Regions from separate parts of the Homo sapiens genome. Here region 1 is linked to region 2. The links are chromatin contacts, found by Hi-C or POLR2A ChIA-PET in ENCODE. All regions are on one chromosome and are shown on one strand. The core of a region is the stretch at or near the end of the contact, and the rest is flanking DNA. Distances in the headings are between cores, read along the strand shown. Region 1 holds the start of KAZN (kazrin, periplakin interacting protein). Region 2 overlaps LOC107985467 (a long non-coding RNA gene).

Region 1 (6,207 bases), core at 2,086-4,585, 340 kb after region 2:
CTCCGGAGGAGCGGTGGTAAAGCCTGGGGATAAGAAACGTAGACCCGGCCGAGCGCTGTGGCTCACGCCTGCAATCCCAGCACTTTGGGAGGCCGAGGCAGGTGGATTGCTTGAGGTCAGGAGTTCGAGACCAACCTGGCCAACCTGGTGAAACCCTGTCTCTACTAAAAATACAAAAAAAAATTAGAGGGGTGTGGAGGCCTGCACCTGTAATCGCAACTACTCAGGAGGCTGAGGCAGACAATCCCTTGAACCCAGGAGGCGGAGGTTGCAGTGAGCTGAGATGGCGCCACTGCACTCCAGCCTGGGCGACAGAGCAAGACTGCGTCTCAAAAAAAAAAAAAAAAAAGAAAAAGAAAAAGAAAGAAAAAAGAAAGGTAGACCTTTTTGGTTTAAATCAAGTATACCCGCAGAGGCTAATTGATTGCAGACTTTCTATCTAAGATCTAGTCCTTTGGTGTGTGGGTGAACATAAGGACACACAACTGGAAAAAGCCCCTTTTTTTCATGTTAGGAAAAAAAACTCTCAAAAAATAAAATTCTTAAAATCCTAGGAGGCACCCCAGGAGTTTCTAAAGCAGCTTCTTGAAACCTCAAAAATAGAGGGATGAGAAGGGGCTCAAGGAATGAGTCTTTTCTTTTCTCCTTATTAGATTTTTTTGTTTTGATTTGATTTGAAGATTCCGGTGTGTGGGAATAATCTCACTGAAGAGCAAAATGAGTAACACTGGGTCACTTTGTTTACTACACAAACACACTCACACGCATTCATTTACAGAACACTTACTACGGGCTAGGGCGGCAAGGACGCAAAGATGAATGACATAAAAAGCCGGATAACCCTCCTTCCCCCACCCACAAGTTCCCAGTGAAGTGGGAGAGAGACATATAAACAGATAAATTACTGTTTCTTCTGCTGAGTGCTATACCAGAGGTGTGAGTGCACGCACACGTGTGCGCACACACACACACACACACACACACACACGGCCCTCTAAATAGAGCTACTCTTAACTGTTTGCTCAGAAGCCCTAGTTCCAAAACATTCCCATCCTCTCTATTTGTGTATTTGCATATATGACTTTTTGATTGAGGTAAAATTTACATAACATGAAATTAAGCCCTTTAAAGTGAACAATTCAATGGCACTTAGTACATTCACCGTGTTGTGCCACCACCACCTCTGTCTAGTTCTAAAACATTTTCATCAGTCAGCACAAAGTAACACCCGGCACCTATTAAGCAGTTACTTCTCATTCTTCCCTCCCCACAGCCCCTGACAAACACCAATCTGCTTCCTGTTTCATGGATTTATTTATTCTGGATATTTCATATAAATTGAATCGTATAATATGTGACCTTCTATGTCGGGCTTCTTTCAACTAACATAATGTTTTGGAGCTTCATCCACGTAGTAGTAGCATGTATCAGTACTCTTCACGGCTGAGTAATATTCCATTGCATACTGCAATTTGTTCATCCAATCATCTGTTGATGGACATTTGGGTTATTTCTGCCTTCTGGCTACTAATGAACAGTGCTGCTATGAACATTCATGTACAAATTTTTGTTTGGATATTTGTTTTGGACATATACCTAGGAGTGGATTTGCTGGGTCGTATGGTAATCCTATGTTTAACTGTTCAAGGAACTGCTAATATGTTTTCCACAATGGCTGCACCACGGCATCCCCCTTTTCAAGACCCACACAGCTCTGTAGTTTTGATGCTCTCCCCATAACGTAACTGAAAGACTGCAAAGAACTGAATCCTGGTTTGCAGATACACTAAGCAGTTCTAAGTGCCTTGGTTGGTCCAGTTGGTAAGAACTTGTGTTAATGAGGTTAAGGTCAGGGTTCGATCCCCGAACTGACCCATTAGCTGAGCAGAGCGGACAGAGTGAAGAATTGTGTCTTCCTGCCACATGCTCCACCATCAAATCCTGCCCTCTTGCAAAAGCTTGTTAGTGGTCACAGGGGAATGGAGCAAGACTGTTTTTATGGTTCCACAGAAAAGGGGGGAGAAATCTATCATCCAAGGCCTCCTGAAGGCGCAGCAGGAGGAACTTGCAATCAGATGATTACTTTCTTCCAGTCCCGCTGTCACCTGGTTTCTGCGGGCCCCTTAAGTAAATTGCTTAACCCTATGCAGAGCCTCAGTTTCCTTATCCCTAAAATGGGAATAATAATCCTCACTCACAAGAGATAAGAATGCATATAAAAGCACTCTACACGCAGTTTTTGCTTGGTTCTTATGGGCTTCCTGTAAGAACCTGAAGGGTGGGCAGCCTCATTTTTCCTCGCAGCACCCCACTGGCTTCTGCAATCTGCTCTTTGCTGCTCTCCGGAGGTTGACTGAGCTGGAATGATGGCGCCCTGTTGACCAGAGGGTTGCTGGCTGTTTTAAATTGTCCTATTTGCATGGAATGAAGTTTGCTATGGTAACAAGGTCTGGTGGCTGGAATCCAGGGCCCCAGTGAAAAATGCAAAGCCTGTGGTCTGGGAGAGAAAGAGGAGCTGGAGAGGGCATATCAACGTCAGGTTACCTCAGTTCTTCTGTGAAGAGGGGATGGGTAAACTGAGGCAGCAGGGCTCAACTCTTCTGCTCCCAGTAGAAGAAAGGGAAGAAGCCCCATCGACGCCTTCCTTCTTATCTCTCAACCTCATCTCTGTCCCCGCCAATATTCAGCCCGGCTAAGAAGCTTAGGAGCTGGCTAAGGCTGCTCCTCCACCTGGATGCACACACAGGGCTAGGGCTGTGGAGAGGCGGGAGCACCAGCGGCCCACGCCGAGGAAGATAGGCGCTCCCTCCTGGGGTGGGCAGCGCAGGTCTGGCCTGCGGGTGGGGGGTGGAGAGTGAGAGGCACGCGGGGCACCAGCTCAGCTCCCCTCTGGGGATTTCGTACTCGCAGTTTAAGGAACCGGTGGAGCACGAACTCCACTCCTGAGCTGGCGCAAGCGTCTCCCTTCCATGGAGATCCACCCCGGCTCCCCTCTGAGGCCCCCTTTCCAAGCACCCTCTCTTCCGAGCACCCAGCACCTCCCCAACCTTAGCACGGCTCGGGGCACCAGTTCTCCAGGGCGGGGGCTGCCCCACCGCTCAAGGGAGGGGACAGAGGGCCGGCCTCGGTCCAGGCGACCCCTGCCCCTCGCCAGGGGCGCCACCTTGGCCCCCTCCCGACTGCCGTCCGCCGCCTCCGCCCCCCCGGGGGGTGTGTCTCCGAAGTACGGGGGCGCGGGAGGCCAAGGGTGCCCCCAGCCTCCGACCGAGACCCCCTCCCGAGCCGGCGGCGAATGGTAGGCTCCATTTAAAGAGTGCCTGGTGGCGCGCGGTGTCCTTCTTGGAGCAGCTCTCGGCGCCCGCCCGCCGGGGTCTCGGCGATCGCTGCTCCTCCTCCTCCTTCTCCTCCTCTTTTTTCTCCTCCGCCTCCTCCCCCCGCCGCCTCGCCACCGCCGCGGCTAGGGCTGGAGGCGCCGCTGTCATTCCTGTGCCGGAGGAACCGGCGCTGCCGGTGCCTGGGGGTCGGGGCGCGGGCGAAGCCGGGCCGCGGAGGACACAACAGGTAGAGCCGGGGGTGCCCGGCCGCGCGCCCCCCGCGCATCATGCAGCTCTTTGTCACCTCTCTCGCCCCCAGGCCAAAATCCTGAGCATGATGGAAGACAATAAGCAGCTCGCGCTCCGCATCGATGGGGCGGTCCAGTCGGCCAGCCAGGAGGTGACCAACCTGCGAGCCGAACTCACGGCCACCAACCGGAGACTGGCGGAACTGAGCGGCGGCGGCGGCCCCGGCCCGGGCCCGGGAGCCGCGGCCAGCGCCTCGGCGGCGGGGGACTCGGCGGCGACGAACATGGAGAACCCCCAGCTTGGAGCGCAAGGTAGGATCGCCCCGGCGCCCAGGGCGGAGGAAGGCGAGCAGAGCACGCCCGGCCTCGGAGGTGGCCGGGGACCCGGGGTCCCCCACACCCGGGGCGAAATCGCTTTGCATTCTGGCTTGTAACCCTTTCCGCCCGGCGGTGGCCACCGCTGCTCTCCGGCTGGGAGTTGCAGGCTGCTGTCATTCACGAAAACCCGAGCGCAGTGTGCACGGGGTCACACGGTCACACCGGCCCCGGCCAGCCTGAGCGAGGCGCAGCCGGCGGGTCCCTTCCGGCATCAGAAAGTGCCCTTTCCGTGGCACCAGCCCCCTAGCTCCGTGCAAACTTTTCATGCCGGGGCCTTTTCCCCACCCCCCGCAGGGGTGAATGGCACAGTTCCCCCCACTTCCTTAGGCTCCTTCCCAGAGAGAGCTCCGGGCTCTGCCGCCGTGGTTGGGATAGAGGATTGCACTGCTGTGCACTTTTCTCCGCGGATGCCAAATCCCTTGGCTCAGTTGCATCTGGACTTTATTTTCTTCTCATTTGAGGTCTCTCAGGCATTGGAATCTATAGATGCAACAGTAGATGCTCAGCTCAGCAGGGAGTTTAAATTTCCGCAAATATAAACACCGAGAGCACTTTCCAGGGGGATACTGTAGACCTCAAAGGTTGAGCGGTAGAGAAATGAAGGCTTAGGGTGGTGGGCTGCAGGGAGCCCGTTTGAAGGGACTCTGCGGTTTAGAGAAGAGGAAGAAAAAGACAGTTGGTTTGTGTTCACATTGACAGAGATTAAGCTCTGAAACCCCCTGCAAGACATAAAGGCGGATGGGGCATTCCCTAAAATGTACTGTTTGGTTTCTGTGACTTAGAAAGTAAAAGGGTAAGCAGGCTTTGGGGGATTTTTTTTTTCTTTTTGCCTAATTGCCCTTTAAGAAACAGTATCACTGGTTATTAATATCATTTGAATTGCAAATTAAACTGCTGAAATCCAGAACAGGACAGAAACAAATCTCCAGTCCATGAGGTCCACTTGTCTAAATATGTCACTTGAAGTGCAAGGTACCAATTGCTCAGTGGCTCAAAATGATTTTCTGGTTCTGTTGTCATTTCAAGAGCTTCTCTTGAGGGTTGAGAGAGTCTGTTTTCCTAAGAATCTGGTTCTCTCCATCAGTCTCTGTTTCCACCTTATCTTCCTGGGAAGGTGTGCTTTCTTTGAGGTGAGATGTGAAGCCTGCCCACGTGCAGTTTTATGTCGAATTCCAAGTCAGATCTTAACTTGGTACTCCCGGAGCCTGTTGGAAGTCTTAGGAATTGGGGGGAGTACTTTGGTAAGGAAGTAGCCATGACGTAATGGTGAGAAGGTGTTGTGGTCCTAGTGCTTGCTGCAAGCTTGACATGTGGTTATTCTTGTCATCCTTGCAATGTCATTGTGTGCGAAAGAACATTCTCCACTGGAACCTGTGCAAAAAAAAAAAAAAAAAAAAAAGACAGACTGCAAGGTAATGCTTCACTTTTTATAGGCAGAGGCTCTGCTAACATTAAAGAAATAGCTAAGAACTGGCATTTTGCTAAGAATCAAAAGCTGTATAGTAAAGGACACTGAACAATGCTCGTTTATTTCCCACTGTCTGCCCCTTTCTCCGCGAAGGAAAAGTTAAGTGGCTTTTTATCTGAGTCCTGGGTCTGGTTGTAGACTGGGCAGGCTAAGGCAGTCAACGCAGTAATGATGTCCACATGCTCAACTTGAAAACTGACATACTCGCGGATGGTTAAATTGTTGTAGTGGAGCAACAGGGGGCTGATTCCTTGTTCTTTTTTCCTACACAAATGCACAGGGCTGTGGAAATGAAAATGGCTTTTGGATCTCTTGGATATCCTTAAAAACACATAAAACCAGCAGCTCCCATACGCTCTCAGGACTGTGCCTGCCCATGTCAGTGGCTGGCTGTGGGTGGTAGGATGAAGGGTGGTCTTGATTTCTCCTCTTTGTACATTGGTATGTCTCAAAATCTTTCCTAGGGGCACTTTGTGATTTTTATAATCAGAAAATAAAATGTTCAAAGGTTTAAACTCTACTTGATTGTTGGCCGCATAACCGTCTAAACTGATATGCATTTCAACAGATGTGATGGTTGAAAAGAAAACAAGCCCCCGTATAAGTTCAGTGGGGTATCATTTACTTGTCTGTAGCAACAGTACTTGATACATTATTTAGCCTCTGTAAGTTTGGGGGATTTTTTTTTTTTGATGGGGGCGGGAGTTGTTTTTGTTTGTTTTTGTTTTTTTCATAGCCTGTGGCAGCATCCTGCTAGCACAGAAACCCTCTGCAGAGGTGGTCTGGTAGTTTCTTTTGC
Region 2 (6,113 bases), core at 3,265-5,764:
GGTAATTTATTTAAAAAAAAAAAGGTTTAATTGGCTTACGTTTCTGCAGGCTGCACAGGTATGACACCAACATCTACTGAGCTTCTGCGGGAAGCCTCAGGAAGCTTACAAGCATGGCAGAAGTTGAAAGGAGAAGCCAGGCTGGACACGGTGGCTCATGCCTGTAATCCCAGCACTTTGGGAGGCTGAGGCGGGTGGATCAGGAGGTCAGGAGTTCGAGACCAGCCTGACCAACATGGTGAAACCCCGTCTCTACTAAAAATACAAAAATTAGCCAGGTGTGGTGGCATGTGCCTGTAATCCCACCTACTCAGGAGGCTGAGGCAGGAGAATTGCTTGAACCGGGAGGCAGAGGTTGCAGTGAGCTGAGATTGCGCCACTGCACTCCAGTCTGGGCAACAGACCAAGACTCTGTCTCAAAAAAAAAAAAAAAAAAAAAGAAGAAGAAGAAGAAGAAAGGGGAGAAGAGGAGAAACCAGTGTCTCAAATAGTGAGAGAGGGAGTTGGGGGGCGGGTTGCCACACTTTTAAACAACCAGATCTCATGAAAACTCACTCACTATTGGGAGGATAGCACCAAGCCACAAGGGATCCATCCCTATCACCCAAACACCTCCACTAGGCCCTACCTCCCTCATTGGGGATTATAATTCAACATGAGATTTGGCAGGGACATATATTCAAACTAATCAAATGTGTTTCATGATCTTTTTTTAGATATATATTTTTATGTGTGTAGTCAAATATAGTCAGCCCAGCAAGACGGAGGCTCACAGAAACGGAGTTTCATAAAGGAATGGCATCTTCAGTTCTGTCGTCCAGTACTGGGTTTATGCATATTGAATGGAATTATGGGAAGAATGACTTGCACCAATCAGAATGTTCCATCCATCTACTGGTCTATGTCATAGTTTTATACAACTGACATCAGCCAAAATAAAAGTTGCACGGTGTGACTTCCACAATGGTCATGGGTGCAGTACTTACAACCTGTCTGACACTGGGCTAACCCCTTTACAAGTGTGACATCGTTTTATCTTCTAAAGAACCCAGTGACTGAGGTAGTATCATTATGTCCATTTTATAGATGAGTATTTTAAATCACTGTGAGATTAAATAATGTGTTTGGGTAAGTGGTGAGCAAAGTAACAATTTGAACCAAGGACTGGCTGCCTCCAAAGTGTGCACTGCTGTGTTATGCTGCCTGGTGAGTCATCCCTGGTAACCCACTCTAGGCAAGAAAATGGTTAGAACTGAGCTAAACCCAGAAAGGAAGTTTGATTTCCCTTTTCTTTTGTAAATTGGAGACTCTCTGTCGCAGCTTCTCTCCCTCCTAAGTGTCTGCTTTCAACAAGTCCTAAATAAAATGATTGTTACTCTTTAGATTTAGTTCCCAGAGCTGCTTTTTTGCTAATATCAAAACCTATTACTAAGTTCTTTTCCTAATCCTTCTATGCTGTTAACTCAGGAAAGATGAGCTCTCCAAACCTGTATTTCCCGGTGCGTTGGAGTTGCTGAGATTCTTGCAAATGGTATTGCAACTCACCCTGGTGCTTTCTTCTGTCCTCAAAGATGAGCCAAGTGTCTCTGGCCACACAATATTTAATATGCACACTGTTAGCAGAAATTAGACACCCCATATTACCCACCCCCGCAACTTCTACATTATGAAGTAATGGTCTTACTGAAATTCAAAGGAGAGAAGGAGAGAGGGAAAGGAAGGAAAGAAGGAAGGGAGAAAGTGAGGCAGAGGGGAAAGGAGTAGGAAGGAGAAAGGGAAGGAAGAGAGGGAAGGAGACAGAGAGAGGAAAGGAGGGAGGGAGGCAAGAGAGTACCCTGTTATTCACCTGTCCCCTGAGGTCTTTATTTAGAACATTCTAGAAAAAAATGGCAGAGGAAATTGCATTGGCTTTCCAGTTGGGTCTTCTCGGAGCCCATCCCTTCTTGGCTGTGTGATTGTGGCAACTGATTTAGGTTTCCCGAGCCTCAGTTCTGTCATATGTAAGGGGCAAAAATAACAGCATTTCACCCTAAAGAATTGTCAGCAGGATTAAATGGGATAACATATTTAATCAATATGGCACAGGATAGTAAACCTAAATTTACTCTCCCCATGAAGGGCTTTAGGGGTCTTTTCTACTCATGCCTATTGTGAATTTCTCATTCAGTTGCAAGATCTGTAAAGGCATCGATGATGCGTTCTATTTCTTTAGGAAGTGTTCCTCTCCCACTCCTGCCCCAAATGGCACACTCAGTCCTTGCTTGATTCCCACAATATGACAAAATAAGCATGTTTGACTGACTGATCCTCTGCTCAGAGGCTGTAACAATGTTTAATTACCCTTTTAATCAGAAAGTTCATCCTTATCTCTTAGGTCCCTTCTGCTATAATTTATCCTTATTTTTGCCTGTTCAGCCCTGGATGTAGTGTATGTCCTTATTTTTAAAGGCATCATTGAAAAGAAGGGGGAAGGGATGATATCTCATAGTGGTTTTGATTTGCATTTCTCTGATGGCCAGTGATGATGAGCATTTCTTCATGTGTTTTTTGGCTGCATAAATGTCTTCTTTTGAGAAGTGTCTGTTCATGTCCTTCGCCCACTTTTTGATGGGGTTGTTTGTTTTTTTCTTGTAAATTTGTTTGAGTTCATTGTAGATTCTGGATATTAGCCCTTTGTCAGATGAGTAGGTTGCGAAAATTTTCTCCCATGTTGTAGGTTGCCTGTTCACTCTAATGGTAGTTTCTTTTGCTGTGCAGAAGCTCTTTAGTTTAATTAGATCCCATTTGTCAATTTTGTCTTTTGTTGCCATTGCTTTTGGTGTTCTGGACATGAAGTCCTTGCCCATGCCTATGTCCTGAATGGTAATGCCTAGGTTTTCTTCTAGGGTTTTTATGGTTTTAGGTCTAACGTTTAAATCTTTAATCCATCTTGAATTGATTTTTGTATAAGATGTAAGGAAGGGATCCAGTTTCAGCTTTCTACATATGGCTAGCCAGTTTTCCCAGCACCATATTCTCACTCATAGGTGGGAATTGAACAATGAGATCCCATGGACACAGGAAGGGGAATATCACACTCTGGGGACTGTGGTGGGGTCGGGGGAGGGGGGAGGGATAGCATTGGGAGATATACCTAATGCTAGATGACACGTTAGTGGGTGCAGCGCACCAGCATGGCACATGTATACATATGTAACTAACCTGCACAATGTGCACATGTACCCTAAAACTTAGAGTATAATAAAAAAAAAAAACATTAAAAAAAAAAAAAGAGAAAAAAAAAAAAGAAAAGAAGGGGGAAGGGTAAGAATGGGGGAAAAATTAGACAATTTGATAGAAGCTCAGGCATTTATATGAAGTGCAAGAGACTGAACGGATGAAGAGAGAGAGGAGAGCCTGAGACCCTTCATCACGGTAGATCACAATGAACCCTCCACCGTCCCAAAACTGTCCCAAAACTGTCCCAAAACTGTATTTTGGGAAACATTTCAAGATTCTTTCTTTCTTTCTTTCTTTCTTTTTTTTTTTTTTTGAGACAGAGTCTTTCTCTTTGACCCAGGCTGGAGTGCAGTGGTGCAATCTTGGCTCACTGCAAGCTCTGCCTCCCGGGTTCACACCATTCTCCTGCCTCAGCCTCCCGAGTAGCTGGGACTACAAGTGCCCGCCACCACGCCTGGCTAAATTTTGTATTTTTTTTTTTTTTTTTGTATTTTTAGTAGACCACGGGGTTTCACCGTGTTAGCCAGGATGGTCTCGATCTCCTGACCTCGTGATCCACCTGCCTCGGCCTCCCAAAGTGCTGGGATTACAGGCGTGAGCCACTGCGCCTAAAAAAACACAGAGTTCAACTATAATTCTGGAAGAAAAGCTTCTTTTGCTATTCGTTTAATCTAGAATCTATACCAGGGAGAACCAAATGCATTGGCGAGTTAAGCTGCTTTGCTTCAGAATATTAAATTCATTTCTCAAATGTTTGACTTCATGTCAGTGGTGAGTTTGTCATCAGACCAGGCTGTGTTTAAGTCCCAGCTCTGCCTGCTACCTGTCTGTCAAGCCTCTGTGCAAGTTGCTTTTGTTCTTAGAATCTCACCTGGAATGCAGGTGACTACAACCTCGCAGGAATATGTAGAGATTAAATGATTTAATAGAAGTAAGAGAAGCTCACCTTGCTGTCTCCATGGTAAATGGTCAACACACGTTTATTGCATTGGCATCTCAATTTTGCAAAGTCCAAACAAAAGCAAAATGCAGAGTAGCTCCAAATTTGGAGGGATGGAAAGAGGAGAGGTAATCACGGGGCTGGGCGTCAGGTAGAGAGACTCAAAGGTCTGTCAGGTTATTGACATGTCCAACGAGCTGCGGGACAGATGAACAAAGGCACACTTTCAACTCGGAGTTGAAGTCACAAAGGCCGATGGTTTCTGCTTGGAGATGAGTGAAAGGTGGCTCACGTGGCTAGGCAGCATGCATGCCGGGCCCTCCTGGCTCCGCACTTGGTGTCGGATTCAGAGAGTATGCTGGGAGCACGTGTGCAACTCCACTGGGACAGTTTGTTCCAGATGTGCACAGCTGCGAGCCTCTGAGGGCTGAGGGCCAGGGCTTTCTGTAGGAAGTATATTGTGCTCCTTTCCCTTCCCCAATGGAGCTGACGGAGGCTTGCACAAGCTCCTGCTGTGCCGAGCTGGGACGGCGGCCATGGCACAGAGACAAGCACGTGATGTACCCAGGCGCTCCAAACATCAGCACCAAGACCTCCTTTTTAACAGTCCAACCCTCTGAGGCACGCCTTTGCCTTTCAGTCTTAGGAACATCCCAGCCTCACCCCCCAAGTGGCCTGGCAAGACCTCCGTCCATCACATTGGCCTGGCTGTGGTTCAGGAATCATCTGAAAGAGGCACATTCGTTGTGTTAGCCTGAGGTTCATCACCATTTCCAGAGGAGATGCTAGTAACCCCGGACATGAGACAAACTGCTTCCTTTGATGCATCCTCCTGTCTGGTTAGGAAATGGCAGAGGTAGGAATCTTTGATGCAGGGCTAGACACACAGCAGCTGCAGGGCCTTCAGAAGGCTTTGGAAAAACTAGAAGGTTTTCTCAATGACTTCATCCCACTTTACTTTGTGACAGTGACTTTGGGTGACCTTGTGCCTTTTGACTGGGTCCAGGAAATACCAGAGCTGCAGAGATATTGATCACTCTCCCCTTGAACATATAAATGGGCTGTTACCAAAGTGCAAGGTTTTATTAAAGCACAACGCAAGCGGATTTTTCTTTTGAAAATGGAACGGGGTTGTGGACTCTTTTATTCCCATTTATTTTCTGAGTTGGCTGTTATCACCGTTTTCAATTTCTACACTCCTGAAGTCGGTCTTCCTTGTGTCTTGACAAAAATTTCACGACCTCTTCCCCTTTCATTGTTTCCCCTATTTATTTATTCACTCAACAAATGTTTACTGAGGTCCTGTGATATGCCAGGCACTTTTCTAGATACCAAGGAGACAGCAGTGAGCAAAACAGACAGATATCCCTGCCCTCGTGGAACTGATATTCTAGTGTAGGAGGCACACGATAAACAAAAGAAACAAGTAAAACCTGCGGAATGTCCGATGGGGTAAGTGCTTGGAGAACAGGAAGACTTACAAGGGAGGGAGGATGGTCTGGACATTTGAGCAGAGGTTTGAAAGGGTGAAGTAACCACCCAGAGAGCACTGCAGATGGAGAGAACAGCAGGTGCAAAGGCCCTGGGACAGAGCATTTCGATGACCCGCATGGCTGGAGCAGGGTGAGCCCATGGGGACAATAGGAGAGAAGTCAGATAGGGGGATGTAGAGTTAGGTCCAAGGTTACAGCTGGATGGAGACATCATTAACTACGATCCACCTGAAAGACAGCCTGAGCCTGGAAATAGCTCCATTCTTTGTGAGCAATGCCACAAAGTCGTGAGTAAAGGACACGGGCCCGGCTGGCAGGCACCAGGCTGCTCAGCTGTGCACATTCCCACATCAAATTCTGTAGCAGTTCCTATTTGCCAGGCACTGTTTCTGCACTATGTATATAGTCGCTAATTTAACCCTCACCACACACTTGTCAGATGGGTACTGTTACTGCCCCAT

The links. A loop is a pair of places that touch in the nucleus more often than their neighbours do. ChIA-PET counts read pairs that join two places held with the same protein, here RNA polymerase II (POLR2A). Pooled maps may share reads with other maps.
Region 1: a loop to region 2 is called in a map of dorsolateral prefrontal cortex, with 2.3 times the contacts of the local background. The contact joins the promoter of KAZN here to the enhancer-like site in region 2. A Hi-C loop is called at or near these places in 1 of 168 maps with a recorded cell type or tissue (dorsolateral prefrontal cortex) and 1 of 50 pooled maps. POLR2A ChIA-PET finds 5 or more read pairs at or near these places in 1 of 52 experiments (A673).

What each region holds. Positions count from the first base shown.
Region 1 is chr1:14,595,350-14,601,556 of GRCh38, forward strand. KAZN (kazrin, periplakin interacting protein) reads left to right here and starts at 3,336. Exons shown (of 15, transcript NM_201628.3): 1 at 3,336-3,874. The coding sequence starts at 3,649. RefSeq lists a silencer at 4,003-4,162.
Region 2 is chr1:14,254,702-14,260,814 of GRCh38, forward strand. LOC107985467 (a long non-coding RNA gene) reads left to right here. Exons shown (of 3, transcript XR_001737611.2): 3 at 1-961. It also overlaps a transcript of KAZN not described here. Among named protein-coding and RNA genes, the nearest start is that of KAZN-AS1, 160 kb to the right of the region's middle. RefSeq lists an enhancer at 4,611-5,110. Within about 2 kb of position 4,515, at least 5 of the 41 ENCODE cell types and tissues checked have a DNase peak (open chromatin) inside an H3K27ac peak, as active enhancers do; they include dorsolateral prefrontal cortex, where a contact is called at or near this core.